Linked DNA regions of Mus musculus: region 2 is linked to region 1. The links are chromatin loops, found by intact Hi-C in ENCODE. Cell type or tissue: heart. All regions are shown on one strand.

Region 1 (8,000 bases):
TTTTGGTTACATTTACTGAGTGTATGGGTGTGGAGGTCAGAGGACAGTTTGTAGGTCCCAGGGATTAAATTCAGGTTATCAGGTTTGGTGCCAAGAGCCCTTTCCCACTAGGACACATCACCAACCCCTACACTGATATCATTCCCAGCCTGTGTATCCAGAGTGCCCTTATCACACTCACATCTAAGTACTTCCGTTATTTAATTTTAGTTTTCTTTCTTTTGCTTCATTGAGACATGGTCTCCTGTAGCCCTGCTGGCCTCCAGTTAAGTAGCTTAGAATGAACATCTGAACCTCCTGTCTCCTGAGTGTTGCTATGTCTGGTGTGCACCACCATGTCTAGGTTTTTGTTTTGGTAGTGGGTTTTTTAAAAAATATTTATTTATTTATGTGTGTGTGTGTGTGTGTGTGTGTACACTCACTGTCTCAGACACACCAGAAGAGGGCGTCGGATCCCATTACAGATGCTTGTGAGCCACCATGTGGTTGCTGGGAATTGAACTTGGGATCTTTGGAAGAGCAACCAGTGCTCTTAACCATTGAGCCATCTCTCCAGCCCTGTGGTGGTGGTTTTGATTTTTGTTTTTTGACTCTCGATACATAGCCCAAGTGATTTTTTAAAAAAGATTTTATCTATCTATTATATGTAAGTACACTGTAGTTGTCTTCAGATCTCATTACAGATGGTTGTGAGCCACCATGTGGTTGCTGGGATTTGAACTCGGGACCTCTGGAAGAACAGTCAGTGCTCTTAACCGCTGAGCCATCTCACCAGCCCCCCAAGCTGATTTTTAACTGCCTCAGCCTCTCAAGTGCTGAAATGACAGACAGGTGCGGGACAGCAGGCCTGACGTTCACTGCTTTTGGTACTTTGAAATTTTATAACAAACCGCAAACCAAGTCAGTTTATTTCTTTAGCTTTCTACTTTTTTTTTTTTTTTCCCCTTGTCGCTGTAGAAGCAACTCAAGCCCTTTGCACAACCTGAGTAAGTGCTCTATCGGTTACACACAGCCCTTCCCAGTGTGATTCTGCGCTGAGGTTCTGCCCTGACCACGCCCCCAGGCCCCCCACTAAGAACGGTCTTGAGAGGGCCTGGGCGCCTGGCTTGTGGTGGTAGTGTACCTGGCTCCTGGCTAGGACAAGGCTCTAAGGTCAATTCCAGTACAATTGATCAGTGTGTAATTGTAAATTTGGCCAGGCGTGGTAGTACATTTGGGTTTTCCCAGAACTTGGGAGGAAGAGACCGGAGCAGCCGTAGTTACATAGTAACTTGAGTCTAGTGCGGTCTGCCTGAGATGCTATTTTGGGGATGGGGGGGTGGGGGGTGGCGGAGGTTCAAGACAGGATTTCTCTGAATTGCCCTGGCTGTCCTGGAACTCACTCTGTAGACCAGGCTGGCGTTGAATTTAGAAATCCACCGGCTTCTGCCTCCCAAGTGCTAGGATCACAGGCCACCACTGCCCTGCGAGATGCTATTTTCAAAAGGCAAAGGCAGAACAGATTGTGAACTCATTTTCTTCAGTTCCCAGCTAGGGCACCTGGACTTTACACAGGTAAAAGGGTGGAGATGGGGACCCAGATAGTGGCTGTGAGTGGCACAACCTTCCTTTATCTTCAACCAATGTTATCTTTAGGTTTCTGTACATTGTCAAGCCACAGTAGTTGCTTCAAAGTGTCAAAGGCCACAGGGGAGCTAGGTGTGGGGATGCAAGCCTATGACGTAAGCAGGAGGGGGCTGAGCAGGAGGATCACTGCAAGTGGAAGGAAGGAAAAGAAAAATTAGCCGGGAGCCAAGGACTGTTGTAGCGCAAGGATAGGATGTGGCAGTAGTTACATCATAGAAAAGTCCCTTTTGGATCGAGGTGGAAGATAAACAGGATGAAAACGTCCAGTGAGCAGAACTTGGAGCCTCTCTCAAGGCTTTGCCTGTTTACAAGATGGTTAGACCTGCATATTGTGCCGGGACTTGGAAGCGGTAAACTATGGAGCCCAAAGTCTGGTGGCCTGGGCTAAGGGAAGAGTGGTTCTCGGACTGGTGAGATGGCTCAGTGGGTAAGAGCACCCGACTGTTCTTCCGAAGGTCAGGAGTTCAAATCCCAGCAACCACATGGTGGCTCACAACCATCCATAACGAGATCTGACTCCCTCTTCTGGAGTGTCTGAGGACAGCTACAGTGTACTTACATATAATAAATAAATAAACAAATCTTAAAAAAAAAAAAGAATGATTCTCATTACTCAGACCTTTCCAGAGCATCCTGCCTCTTTCCCCAGTTTGAGGCCACCCGGATTTTCAGACCTCCCTGGGTTGGGGTAATCTGTGATGAAGGACAAATCAGGATGAGAACAAAGGCCCAGGGCCTTGGGCGCCTAGTAACACCGCCCCTTCCCGCTCGCTGATTACACGTGAACGCCGATTGGCTGAGTGGGAACCATCCCTTGTCGCTGATTGGATGCTGGAGGCACCTGGTGATTGGCTGATGAGAACTGCCATTGGGCTGAGTTAACCCTAGAAAGGCTAAAGCTGGCCAGGCTCAGACCTTTCGATCCAGCTATAACGCGCAGCTGCTTTCCTAAAGCGGCTCTACATTTCTTACAAACCTGTTTCTTCCCTGCTCCCAACCATCAAGGGCTCTGCCTTTAGCTAGCGCACTAGCCTCACTAGCAGCTTCCTTCATCGCTGCTGTAGGCTGAGGGAATCATGAGCTCCAGGATGCAGCCCCACTAAGGGAGTATAGTCCCCCTGAGAGCAGGGGATGGGGGGCGGCGTCCTGAGTCTGTTTTTCCCTCTAGTTCACCATCTGCTTCAGTTTCCCTTGTGTCCCAAGGTCTTCCCTCATTTCTTTAACTGCGCGTGGGCAGGCCCAAGACCTAAGGTTTCCATCTCTTTCCTGAAAGCTGAGCCACTCCTGCTCAGGGATCAAAGTTGCAACCTAGTAGCTGGTGGCCTCGAGTATGGTATCTCTAGTCCCTGAATGAGAAGGTCCTGGGCCTGTTTCCTTCTCCAGGTCTCCCCCAACCTCCAGCTTTAGTTTCGCCAAATTGCACCGGATCGCTCCAACTCCAGTGCAAGCACAACCCAACCGCTCCGTATCCCCTCCGCCCCCGGCGGGCCAAACCTCCCCACCCATTTTCAGTAACCAATAGACTGCTGTGTCCCCGCGCGGGGAGGAGCCCGTTCACTCGGAGGAGGCTGTGCCGGGACACAGCGTCCATGGCAGGTAGGATGGTCCGCGCAGGCGGGGACGGGGCAGCGGGACGCGACCTCTGCAGCCAGTTGCTATTTCGCTGCAGCTCCCGAGTCTCTGTCTCCCGGGGCCACGGCCGAGGAGGCGCCGGAGGAGGATGAGGACGACGCGGAGGCCGAGGACCCCGAGCGCGGGACGGGTAGCGGAGGGCGCAGCGGCAGCCTCGGTGGCAGCGGAGGCGGCACGGCAGGGCCTGGGATGGCCCTAGGGGGCGCGCTCACGAGGCGCGCGGTCACGCTTCGGGTGCTGCTCAAAGACGAGCTGCTGGAGCCCGGTGAGGGGGTGCTATCCATCTACTACCTGGTGAGCGACCCCCGGAGACCGTTCATGTCCTCCACTGCTAGCGTATAAAGAGAAACTGAAGCCCAGAGGAACCGTGTTAATCACAATGCCACATAGCTATAACCACTGCCATCTGGGTGTGTCCGCGGGCAACCAATCTGTGTGATTGCGGCTTCCCCATCTGTAAAATGAGGCCTTCCTTCCCAGGCTCTCTATGAAGATGATGGCTTCAAAACTGTGTACTGTTATTTAAAATGATCGCCCAAAAAACTCTTTGTGATACCAAGAATGGAAGGGAGCTTTACCCCTGACTATGCCCCCAGCCCCCTCACTGCGGGATTCTAAGCAGGGGGTCAATTCCTGACCTTGCACCCAACCAACCCCTCACTTGGGAATTTTAGGCAGGAGTTCTACCTCTGAGAACAGTCTTATTAAGTATTCCAAGCAGGTTCTGAAGTTGTGTGCTTCCTGCCTCAGCTTCCCCAGTAGTTGGGCTGACAGGCCTGGGCCGTTATGCCTGCTCTGGCTGCCATTACTTAATTTTAAAGTTGTGCATCTGGGTGTGGAGTGCCAGGAGTACTGGTGTGAAAGATGGAGTTCCTGTGACAGTACCTCTTGGGAGCCTTAGAAGAACAAGGACGCCAAGCCTCAGGGAGAAAGGAGTTAGGAATCACTAGGACTGAAGTGTTTCAGCCCCCTCTGTCGCTGCAGGGCAGGAAGTTTACTGGGGACCTGCAGCTGGATGGCAGGATCGTGTGGCAGGAAACTGGACAAGTCTTCAACTCACCCAGCGCCTGGGCCACACACTGCAAGAAGCTCGTCAACCCAGCCAAGAAATCTGGCTGTGGCTGGGCCTCTGTCAAGTACAAGGGCCAGAAGCTGGACAAATACAAGGCCGCCTGGCTTCGCCGGCACCAGCTACATATGCCTGTAGCTACGGCCGATGAGGTAGGAAGTACGTGCCTTCCACCTTGCGCTGTGGGGATGAGGTTGCAAAGGCCGTGGGGCAAGATAGAGTCTGATGTGATTCAGCAAGACGGCCTGAATTCTGAAGCACGGGAAGGAGGAAGGCAGGGAGGGGCAAGCAAGGCCAGGAGGGCCTCCTGGGCTGCCCGGAGGACTTGGGCTTTGATCCTGAAGGAGGTGGGGGTCATGAATACTATTGGCAGAGGGAACTGCTGCAGGGAGACTGTCAGGGGAGAGACAGGGCTCCGAGACAGTCAGTCTCACCCGAAGTAGTACAGCCAGGAGAAGACAGGCTGAATCCCAAGCGTGGGGAGAATCCGCACCTCGGACACCTCTGCTCACCGTCGCCCTCTGGCGGTTGGTCCAGGCAATGGCACCTCGGGCTCAAGCCTGGGCTCCAGTTTGTACTGAGTGAAGCTCCCAGCTGATGTTGTTGCTACACTCCATTCCCACCAGAGTCCCACCAGTGAAGGGGAGGAGGAAGAACTGCTGTTGGAGGAGGAGGAAGAAGATGTGCTGGCTGGGGTCTCATCAGAGGACAAAGGCCACAGACCCCCTGGGAAGGGTTCCTTGGAGCCAGGTGAGGGGCCAGGGCAGAGGCACTATGATGTGGGAAGATGGCTTTGATGTTTCTTAGGCCTGGGGAATCCTGAATCCTGATTCATATTCATATTCTCTCTCTCTCTCTCATTCTCTCTCTCTCTCTCTCTCTCTCTCTCTCTCTCTCTTTCTGTCTGTCTCTGTCTCTGTCTCTCTCTCTCTGAGACAGGTTCTCATTGTAGCCCTGACTGGCTCAGAACTCACAGAGATGCATCCTCTGAGTGCTAGGGTTAAGGGCATGTATTATCTATTTATTGTGATGGGGCATGTAGATCAGAAGTTGGGTCCCTTCTTCCACCATGTGGGGTCTAGGAATCAAACTCAGGTCATCACACTTGGTTGCAAGATCTGCTGAGCCATCTCGCTGGCCCTGCTTCCTCTGGCTCCCTTGGGCATCCTTGCTTCTATGCGAAGAGAAGAGAGCAGAGGGCTTACAGTGACTTCTCTCTCCCTCCCCCTCTCCTCTCCCCCCATCCCTTTCTCCAGAGGCCACACCCCCAGGGAAGCGTATGGACAAGGTGCCAGTGCCCATCCGTTACTGCATGCTGGGCAGCCGAGACTCCGCCAGGTCAGTTACATCATCTGCCCTGGTCCTGGCTTCCCTGGAATCCTTGGTTGGTTTGATCCAGCAAAGGCAGGGCCTGGAGTCCTTGGCTGCTGAGAGTACTCAGGACGGGTGGAGGTGGGAAAGAGCCTGAGTTCCTAAAGCCCTGGGACCCTCCTGACTACTCCAGGAACCCCCACACTCTGGTAGAAGTAACATCCTTTGCTGCCATCAACAAGTTCCAGCCATTCAACGTGGCCGTTTCCAGTAATGTGCTGTTCCTCTTGGTAAGTGGCTAAAGTCAATTTGCCTGGTCACCTTCCATGTCTAGGAACAAGGAACTCACTGACCTTCCTGGGTGAGGGACACTGAAGAGATATACAGAAAGCACTCAGTAAGGGCTTACTATTAGTAAATAATACGTGCTCATTTAGGAATGGACCCCACTGCCTTTGCACATGCTAGGTGCCTACATGCTCACCAGTGAATTACATCCTTAGGTTAAATGGTAGGTGCTTGATAAATGCACATAGGCTAACTCCTGCATTGAGATAGGAAGTGCAATCTCAGCCAGCCTTCCCTATTTTGTCCCCAGGACTTCCACTGTCACCTGACTCGGAGTGAGGTCGTGGGCTACCTTGGTGGTCGCTGGGACATCAACAATCAGAGTGGGTACTGGGCCTGGGTGGACAAGGGTGTAACTGGGGCAGGACTGATGGCTTCTTGTTGGTACCCCACAGTGCTGACCGTGCTGAGAGCCTTCCCCTGCAGGAGTCGGCTGGGGGACACTGATACTGCAGCCACGGTTGAGGAGGAGGTGAGGGCTTGGGGGTTGGGGGGCAGGACAGTGGCCATGTTCTGCAAATGTTGAAATGAGTGTCGGTGCCCATGTCTGGGGTAGAAATGCTGGCTCTGAGCTTTATAGCCTAGATTATGGCCTCCTTCTGCCACTCTTTTGAATACTGGGAGGATAGGCCTACTCCTGTGCCGAGATGTAATTTCGTTTTGTTAGTTTAATTTTTAGATGCCATAGGGTTTCTCTGTGTAGCGCTGGCTGTCCTGGAACTCATTCTGTAGACTGTGGGTCTGGCCAGGCTGGCTACAAACTCATAGATCCATGTGCCTCCTGTCTCCTGAGTGCTGAGATTAAAGGCATGCATGCACCATCACTTGTACAATCCTACATGTAACTTTCTTTTTAATCTAATGGCCTTTTTTTTTTTTTTTTTTCCGTTTTTTTTTTTTTTTTTTTTTTTTTTTGAGACAGGGTTTCTCTGTAGCCCTGGCTGTCTGGGAACTCACTCTGTAGACCAGGCTGGCCTTGAACTCATAAATCCACCTGCCTCTGCCTCCCAAGTGCTGGGATTAAAGGTATGCACCACCACTGCCTGGCTAATCTAATGGATTTAAAAAAAAAAAAAGATTTTATATATATGAAAACACTGTCCTTGTCTTCATACACACCAGAAGAAACCATCAGATCCCATTACAGATGGTTGTTAGCCACCATGTGGTTGTTGGGAATTGAACTCAGAACCTCTGGAAGAGCAGTCAGTGCTCTTAACTGTTGAGCCATCTCTCTAGCCCCCTATATGCAATCTTAAAAGGGTCTTCATATCTTCTGTATGGTGTTTTGCCTGAATGTCTGTGCATTATGTGTGTGCTTGGGGCCTGTGGAGGTATTAGAGGGCACTGGATCCCCTGGAACAGGCGTTATAGATGGTTGTGAGCCACCATGTGGGTGCTGAGAACTGAACCCAACAAGTGCTTTTTGGGGGTTTTCAAGGCAGGGTCTCTGTGTATAGCCCAGGCCATTCTGAAACTCACTCTGTAGACCAGCGTAGCCTCAAACTCTGAGATCTACCTGCCTCCATCTCTTGAGGGCTGTGGTTAAAGGCATGCACCACCAATATTTGCTTGTTTTATATTGTGCAAGAGTGTTATGCTTGTATGGTTGCACTGTCCATGCCTATGGTTCAGGGATGCCAGATGAGGGTGTCAGATCCCCTAGACATGGAGTTACTGATGATAGTTGAAACTTCATGTGGGTGCTGAGAACTGAACTCAGGTCCTCTTAACCACTGGACCATCTTTGCAGCTGCCAGATGCTCCCCCCCCCCTTTTTTTTTCTTTTTTTAAAGATTTACTTATTTTAGGTATGTGAAAACACTGTCACTGTCAGAAGAGGGCATTGGACCCCCATTACAGATGGTTGTGAGCCACCCTGTAGTTGCTGGGAATTGAACTCAGGACCTCTGAGAGAGCAGTCAGTGCTCTTAACCATTGAGCCATCTCTCCAGCTTCTTGCTTTTGTGTTTTGAGACAGGGTTTCTCTGTGTAGCCCTGGCTGTCCTGGAAC
Region 2 (8,000 bases), 310 kb before region 1:
AAAATAGAATATGCTTACTTAAGAATGCCAGAGAAATATTACTCTTCCCTATTATTGTCTTTTAATAAAAAGATAGAACTATCACACTGCAAAAATCAACCTTAAAATATAAAAGGAAATAAATATAAATATTCTATACTGATTTTCTAGAGAAGTAATAACTTTTTAATCACTTTAAAGTCAAGAAAGTAGAAAGAAGTCTATCCTCATCAAATACCCCACAAAATAAATTAATGTAGACATTTTTAAATGAATGCATAACAGTGAATAAGGAAAACAAAGCAAAAAAAGGAAATAAACAAACATCTAAAAAAAAAGAAAGCAATGAAGTTCTAAAGAAATAGTATTTTCCACAGTAAAAGAAGATATGATCTAAAATATCCCCTTTCTGAAAATATTGACAGCCAGATGCAATGCACCTATGCTGTCTGTCACTCCTAAGATGAGAGAATTAGCAGGACACAGTCCAGTAGTTTTATAATGAACGAGAAAAGGACTAATAGCCCCATTTGTGGTGGGATATTACCAATACAGTCAGAGAAATTCAAAACCATTTGATTCTCCTTGTTTTCTATTTTGTTCAATGCTTTGCAATAGTGTGCAGATTCTCAAGTATGAAGGAAGAATAAAGGGATATTGACACTTACAACATACTTATCAAAGAAAAAGTGCATCGGAACATATGCCCTCCTACTGAAGAAATCAGGGTAGGGAATGTCTTATAGTTGGGGATCTAGTGCTGTGATAAAACACCATGGTCAAAAGCAACTTGGGGAAGGACGAGTTTATTTCACCACATAGCTTACAGTCTCACTGATGGAAGTCAGGGCAGGGACTGGAAGGAGATGATGCAGGGGCTGAGGAGATGGTCAGCAGGTGAATTATTTCATCACACAAAAATACTCTTTCACTTCCTCTCCCAACACACCTTATCATCTTGAAACAGTCTACACATTGTATCCATTAATGCATGCTATACTTACCTGGGTTTTTGTTTTTTCTTCCTGTTTTTCATTTTTGTGCCAGACTTGAAAATGACTGATGTGCGACTGTTACAGTACTGGAATGTTTAGTATTTGGTGACATATTTACCTTCATACACAAACTTAATACTTATGTTTCCATGTAACTTAACATCTTTCCAAAATTTTACTTGTATTGTGTTGAGCAAAACTCAGAAATCTAACGACTACATTCACTTCATAAATTAAAATGACTAAAGAACACACATCGGTATTGCTTGGCATCTGAAAATCAGGATTGAAAGTGTTCTGAGACCCAGGTCACAAAAGGAGTTGTGGTCCTGAGTTCCAACAGAGCTCTTGTCCATAAAACACCCGACATCTCAATACTTACCTGTTCCTTTGCTTAAGTACGGAGGCTTAAAGAACTTCACAACACCACAGACATTGACAACAGTGCCTTCCTTAAGTAGATTTAGGGGTGTGTATGTAGAAGGTGCTACTGGGGCCTAAAGAAAGAAAGAATAGCTGGTGAATTTAGCAGAATTTAGCAGGTGATTTACATTTTTCAATATTATGATAACACCTGTAAATTACCAAGCTTATATTATTTCACTTTAGAAGATTTATCCTGAAGAAAATGACTTCCTGGGGAAGAGGTAGTGACAATAGATAACAATGTACAGCTTCAGCATTCTGCTAGCAGCCTTCAGACGAAAATGTAGAACTCTCAGCTCCTCCTGCACCATGCCTGCCTGGATGCTGCCATGTTCCTACCTTGATGATAATGGACTGAACCTCTAAACCTAATATCAATTGCCTCCAAACATGGTGCTGGCAACGGCTTTGGTGATATCAACAGGTGGAAGAAAATGGCAGACTCAATGGAGTCAACTCCTCTGCCTTCAGTCGAGGATCAACTGGCTGTCCTTTGCCCTTCTCAGGAGCTTCTAGAGTACTATCAGAAGAAAATGGCTAATTGTGAGTCAGAGAATGAAGACCTGCTGAAGAAGCTAATCTCTACAGAGACGCTTGCGAAGAGCAGCATAAACGTGAGTGGAACTTGCAGCAGAGGGAGGAAGAGATTGCGGAATTGCAGAAAGCCCTAATATGCAGGTCTGCCTCTTCCAGGAAAGGGAACACGTTTTACAACTCTACTCAGAAAAAGACTGACTAAGAATCAGAGAACTGGAAGCCAAGAAAAAGATTCAGAAGCTGTTAGCTCTTGTGGGGCCAGGAGCTGGTCAGGTGACCTATTTTCATAAGGAGCCTCCCCACAAAGTCAGCATTCTCCTGAAGACTCTCCGGGCTGCAGATGTGTGTGAGCCTTCTGCTTCTAAAGCAGACCCTGGAGTAAGCAGAAGACAAGTAAGAATAAAGGACAAAGAGGACATTTCTGAGCGCAACCAGAGGGACACAGAGACACTCCTCCTGCAGGTGGAAGCATTTCAGGTGCAGCTGGGAGAGCAGATGAAGCTTTCTAGAGAGCAAGTTGAAGGGAAGGGCTCATGGATCAGAGTCGAGGATATCCAAGTTCAGCACCAGAGAAACCAAGAGAAAATTAAGGAGCTGACCAAGTCTCTCCATAATACCCAAGAACTGCTCTACGAGAACACCAAGGACTTTCTACAACTAAAATTTGAAAACCAAAATAAAGAGAAGGTATGGATGCTTGAGAAAGATCACCTGATGTCAAAGATTATGCAGTATAGAGCACACTGTAAGAAGAAAGAAAACAAACTTGGAAAAGTAGTTCCCATTTTACACGAGAGTCATCATGCTCAAAATGAATATACTAATTCTCCTAAGGATAAGCTAATACAAGAGAAAAAGCTATCCAACACGTACCAAGAACAGTACATTTCTCTAGAAGAAGAACTTGTTCGAATTCGGGAGGAAGGAGGAGGAAGGAGAGAGATCTTCAAGGATCACAAGATGGGTAAGCGCTTACAGATAATGACAAAGACCTATAATGCTGTGGAGCATTGAACAATCCTGGAAGTAGAAGGCTTCAAGCCAGACATTAAGGTTCTCCGACAGAAGCTGAGAGACCTGGAGCAAATGCTCTATAAGGCAACTATGAACAGCACCCATGGAAATCAGGACCTGGCCATGCTGTGTGAAGTCCGTGACAGCAACAGGAGAGCTCCTAAGACACGGGGAGAACTGAAGAACCTCAAGTCTACAGTGTTTGGTCTGGAGAATGAGCTTAGGCTGTGCCACTGTCTCCTTTCAGGGTTGGCTTCTGGAAACCTGAGGCAAGGTCTCCTGTTCCCAAAAAGCGGACATGGAGTTTTCCAGAGTAGTGGCATCAATTTTAATAAAGATGGTGTTAAGGGCATGATAGCTCACACCTATAATCCCAGCACTTGGGAATCTGAAGCAGGAGGATTGCTGCAAATTCATGGTACAGGCAGGTGGATCTCTGTGACTCATGGCCATGGCCACCCTGGTCTACAATAGTGACTTCTAGGCCATCCAAGGCTACTTAATGAGACCCTGTCTCCAAAAAAACCAAAAACAAAACCAGAGAGGAAAAGAAGAAAATCAGTGGCAAACCTGGCACTGGCAAAGCTGCCGTGGCAGACTGATGTCTCACCATCCTTTTATATATTGACAGGCTTTTGTCTTTAAAGTCGGTGATGTAGCTTATCTGGTGAAGTGCTGTCAAGCATACAGAAAGCCCTGGTTCTCTCACTAGCACCCCCTAAAGCCAGGTTTGGTGGCTCACCTATAGTCAGCACTGGAGAAAGGTACATGTAGGAGAACCTGAAGTTCCCATCCACCCTTGGCTATATGGTGAGTTCCAGGCTAGCCTGGGCTACATAAGACCATGTCTAAAAATGAAAACCAGAAACAAACAAACACACAGAAAAGAAAAGGAAAACTTAGGAAGAGCCATTTTGTTGAGCTTGGCTAAATGTCAGTGGGGGAATGTGTTTCCTGAAGACCAAAATCATTCACTCAAGTCATTCACTCAGGAATTACATACACATGGGCAGATTCACAGACTTAGCTGTGTTCTAAGTGACTGACCACCAGGGGGCAGCACAGCCCTTACTCTCAAAATTAGTCATAAAGAAAAAGGGTGTTAGAGTAGGCAAAACCAAAATGATAATTTATGTGAAAAAGTTTGGCATTTTATTCATATTTTTTAAATTAGTCAAATTAAGTATTTTCAATAAAATACGTGGTTTAAAATATAAAAAAAAAACAATGTACAGCTTCAGAAGATTATACTATTGATAACAACTAGTTCATCTATTGAAATCAATGCATCAGCCTATAACAGCTTAAATACTAATTATACTTCTTTAACAAGAAAGTATAAAAAAATCCATTAAAATTTAGAAGCTGGCAAGCTGGAAGACAATCCTTTCAACTCTGTGTGTCATCAACGTTACAGCTCTAAGAGTCTTCCTGACGGAGATGAGTGAGGGCATCTCTGGAAGCCCAGGGGGCGACCACAGCTCTGTGCTCTCAAGGACCTGGAGCCCATCAATTACCATGGAGCTCAGGAAAAGAAACAGAAAGAAAAGCCCTGGCCGAAGCTCTGAGAATGCATCCAGTATTCTAACGTTAACAAGCATGTCCCTGACACTGTGATGAGTGGGAGAGCTAGCAGAGCTTAGGGATATGAACCACTATTTACTCAAATGCACAAACAACAAAAACACTTTTAAATTATTAATTTGTCATTCCACAAAAATTAGTCACTACCCATTTAATAGGTAAGTTACTATTTTCAATATAAAATAATACATTGATTTTTATATATACTCAATTCTCTTACAAGTTAGGTTAATGTACCCTTCAATAAAAATTATCTGTAACTATTACACATAAATTCACTCAATAATTCCAAGTAAACAAGTAGTCAATCTGTCTTCCTTGATGACAGTACAACGTGGGGTCCCTAAGAGTAGTCTATAGAAGGTAGGAGGCACTGAAACCATTTTGAACTTAAGAGACAAACATATAGAGGGAAGAATTAACAGGGCTAGGTAAGGGGAATGATTAGCGAATGTGTATCACTGGTAGGTGGTAGCATGGAACAAAACAAAATCCACAGAGCAAACTGTACTTAAAAGCACTTGGACATAACTTTACATCAGGGATCTGCAAGCGATCTGTTGAGGTGATGCAAAAAGCTATGTCTCATATCTGTAACAAAAACATACACTTTTTATAGCAGCTTCCCATGTTCTAGGCTGATAACATGAGCTCATACTCCCTTTTGTGATGGTGCTAACTGGGGCATTTCATTGTTTTATGGTTAATAGTATAAGAACAAGAATATTCCTGCCCAGAATAACCTTGCAAACAGATCTTAAATGTGACCAGTGTTGCTACCAAGTAAGATTTTGTTTTCTGGTTTGAGGCACAGTCTCCTTGAGAGACCCAGTATGTGATCCTACTGCCTAATTCTCTTGAGTAATGGCATGCTAGGACCACAGCATGTGCCAGCACAGTTAAGCTAAGAGTTTTTTGGTTTGGGTGACTTTGTTTGTTTTTTAATAACTGTCACAAATGATCAACCTCTGCAGCATTAGATCACAGAGATCTAGGAAATCACTTTTAAATACACTAAAACATATTCATGTGGCAGCTGGAGGCTTTCTATTATAAACTATGATAATACACTAAAGATAATCTGATAACATCTTCAAAAAACACTCAGTATATGCATCCCCTATCTATATTTTGCAAAGACATGAAAGGCTTTTATTATGTCTTGCAGGCTTAAGACAAAGCTTGTTATAGAGTGAGGACATGTGTATCCAAGGACTAGGGACTAAAGAAGTAGCCCAGAGACAGCATTGACTGTCATTTGCAAGAGCCTAGGTTTAATGCCCAGAACCAACTGAACAATACAACAACCACAACCAGACCTCACAAACAAACAAAAACCCCATCAGTAAATCTTATATTCAGTGAAATATAATTTACAGCAGTGGATAAAAAGCAAGACAATATCTGCCTAAAATGTGAAAATCGGGGCTACAGGGCTGGAGAGATGGTCAGCAGGAAGCACTGGCCATGACTGTGTGAGGCTCGAGTACCGTGGTCAATGCTAGGTAGGTGTGCAGCTACCCTGCACTTACAATGCTCTGGAGACAGAGTCAGAGGATCTTGGGAGCAAGCTGACCAGCAGAACAAGAATTAGCGAGCTCTGAGTTTGATGAGACAGCATGCCTCAGAATATATGGTGGAGAGAGAGACAGAAAGACACCGGAACATCTGTTGTTGGCATCTGCATGTACTTCCCAGCTACACACAGTGGTTAAAGGCCACTTACTTGCAGAGGACCATGGCTTGGTTTCTAGCACCCATACTGAGTGGCTCACAAAACATTTATAACCTTAGTTCCATGAGATCCAATGCCTCTGGCCTCTGTGAGCACCTGCACAAAAGTGGTGCCCAAAAACTGAAGCAGGCGTACACACATACACGGAAATGCAAATAAATAAGCAATAAACATGAGTACCATTACATTATCAACACATTGCTTTCTTTGCAGGTTTACTCAGCTGTGAGTACAGGAGCTTTCTGTCTGCTGCATTAGACACCAAACTTTTTTTTTTTTTTTTTTTTTTTTTTTTTAGCTAACAGCTCATCTCTGCTCCTGATCTCTCAGTTCCTCAGACAAACCATTTGGAACAGAGCTATGAGGTCTGAAACTGCAATCGGCTTTCCACCAATTGTTAACATACATGTTAGCAAAGAGCAGATTAAAAAACAGATCCATATATTTGTGAGCTGTCAAGTGAAATACATTTCTTTTTTTTTCCATTTTTTATTAGGTATTTAGCTCATTTACATTTCCAATGCTATCCCAAAATTCCCCATACCCACCCCCCCCAATCCCCTACCCACCCACTCCCACTTTTTGGCCCTGGCGTTCCCCTGTACTGGGGCATATAAAGTTTGCGTGTCCAATGGGCCTCTCTTTCCAGTGATGGCCGACTAGGCCATCTTTTGATACATATGCAGCTAGAGTCAAGAGCTCCGGGGTACTGGTTAGTTCATAATGTGACACCAAACTTTTATAAAAAGCAAAAATTGGTTCTAAAAGAAAGTATCACAAATATAAAGGGTTTTATGGATATAATCTGTTAAATCACGGTGCATAAAAACTGATTGTAATACAAGCTGGCAAAAAACAGAAGAAATTAATTTGCCTGTGGCTTAAAATAATAAAAACTGAAATGTCTTCACAAAGCTTTTTTTTCTTCTTATGTCTGTAGAGCTTATGAGGAGATATTATACATAATGAAGATAACAAAACAATCAAATATTAGGTAAATATATGACTATAATATAACATCATCTTATAAAAAAAAGTACAGGTATCAGTTTTCTATTTTATTGTCACTAGAGAAAAATTCAAATAAAAAGTAGGCTAGTTGGACATCAAACTATAAAGTAGATCAAGTTATGAAGCAGATGGGTAAGTGTATGGATTCATGTCACTGTATATACTAAATGAAATTAAATATCACCTTACCGAAGACATTGCTCTGTGGAAAATCCCTTTACAGATTTACCCCAACCCTGAAAACAAAACAGACAAGGTTTATTTGTATGCATGTTACCTCCAAATATTTTGAATTACAGTTAACTGTAAACTTACTAGCACTCAAGTTCCCCATGGTGGCTCTTACAACTGCACCCTCCGCCTGCTTCCACTGGCATCTCAACTCAGCTGCACAGGCCCCACCCCAACTCAAACACACACATGCGCATAACTTAAAAAGTTCATATAGGTAGAAAATTGGCGTTGATACTTGTTTTTTTCACTTGCACAGAACCATCCCAGACTTTCCCCAAGTAGCAGTCATTTCATCTATAAATTTGATCATCTTCAATCTTATTTACTATGTTTTAATATCAAAAAAAGGCCACTGCAGGCCATATAAGGCCTTTGGTGATACTAAAACCATCAAATTGATCTGGAGGCTCAACTAAATCATATCAAAGCCTTTACCAAAGAGGCATTTACAGGTTTGGTAGGGAACAAAGTAGAAAAGGGGGAAG

Evidence for each region. A loop is a pair of places that touch in the nucleus more often than their neighbours do. Peaks named below come from ENCODE experiments on the same cell type or tissue, not always from the same donor. Only the 100,000 strongest peaks of a DNase experiment are listed, where the experiment ranks them.
Region 2: a loop joins it to region 1, with 4 times the contacts of the local background. A loop is called at or near these places in 5 of 42 quality-filtered maps.

What each region holds. Positions count from the first base shown.
Region 1 is chr17:56,006,035-56,014,034 of GRCm38, forward strand. Stap2 (signal transducing adaptor family member 2) reads right to left here and starts at 2,102. Exons shown (of 14, transcript NM_145934.3): 1 at 1,383-2,102. Mpnd (MPN domain containing) reads left to right here and starts at 3,167. Exons shown (of 13, transcript NM_026530.5): 1 at 3,167-3,222; 2 at 3,296-3,552; 3 at 4,243-4,479; 4 at 4,954-5,077; 5 at 5,584-5,665; 6 at 5,832-5,928; 7 at 6,237-6,309; 8 at 6,382-6,458. The coding sequence starts at 3,216. In heart, CTCF peaks have their summits at 2,224, 3,437, 3,639 and 4,855 (motif pointing left); DNase peaks (open chromatin) are centred at 2,447, 3,157, 4,097 and 4,807; H3K4me3 peaks cover 3,577 bases; H3K27ac peaks cover 3,098 bases.
Region 2 is chr17:55,698,636-55,706,635 of GRCm38, forward strand. It overlaps Pot1b (protection of telomeres 1B), which reads right to left. Exons shown (of 17, transcript NM_028370.2): 3 at 7,471-7,517; 4 at 1,357-1,471. The coding sequence starts at 7,479. It also overlaps the pseudogene Gm18648. Among named protein-coding and RNA genes, the nearest start is that of Pot1b, 10 kb to the right of the region's middle. In heart, a CTCF peak has its summit at 3,998 (motif pointing right); no DNase peak of the experiment used is centred here.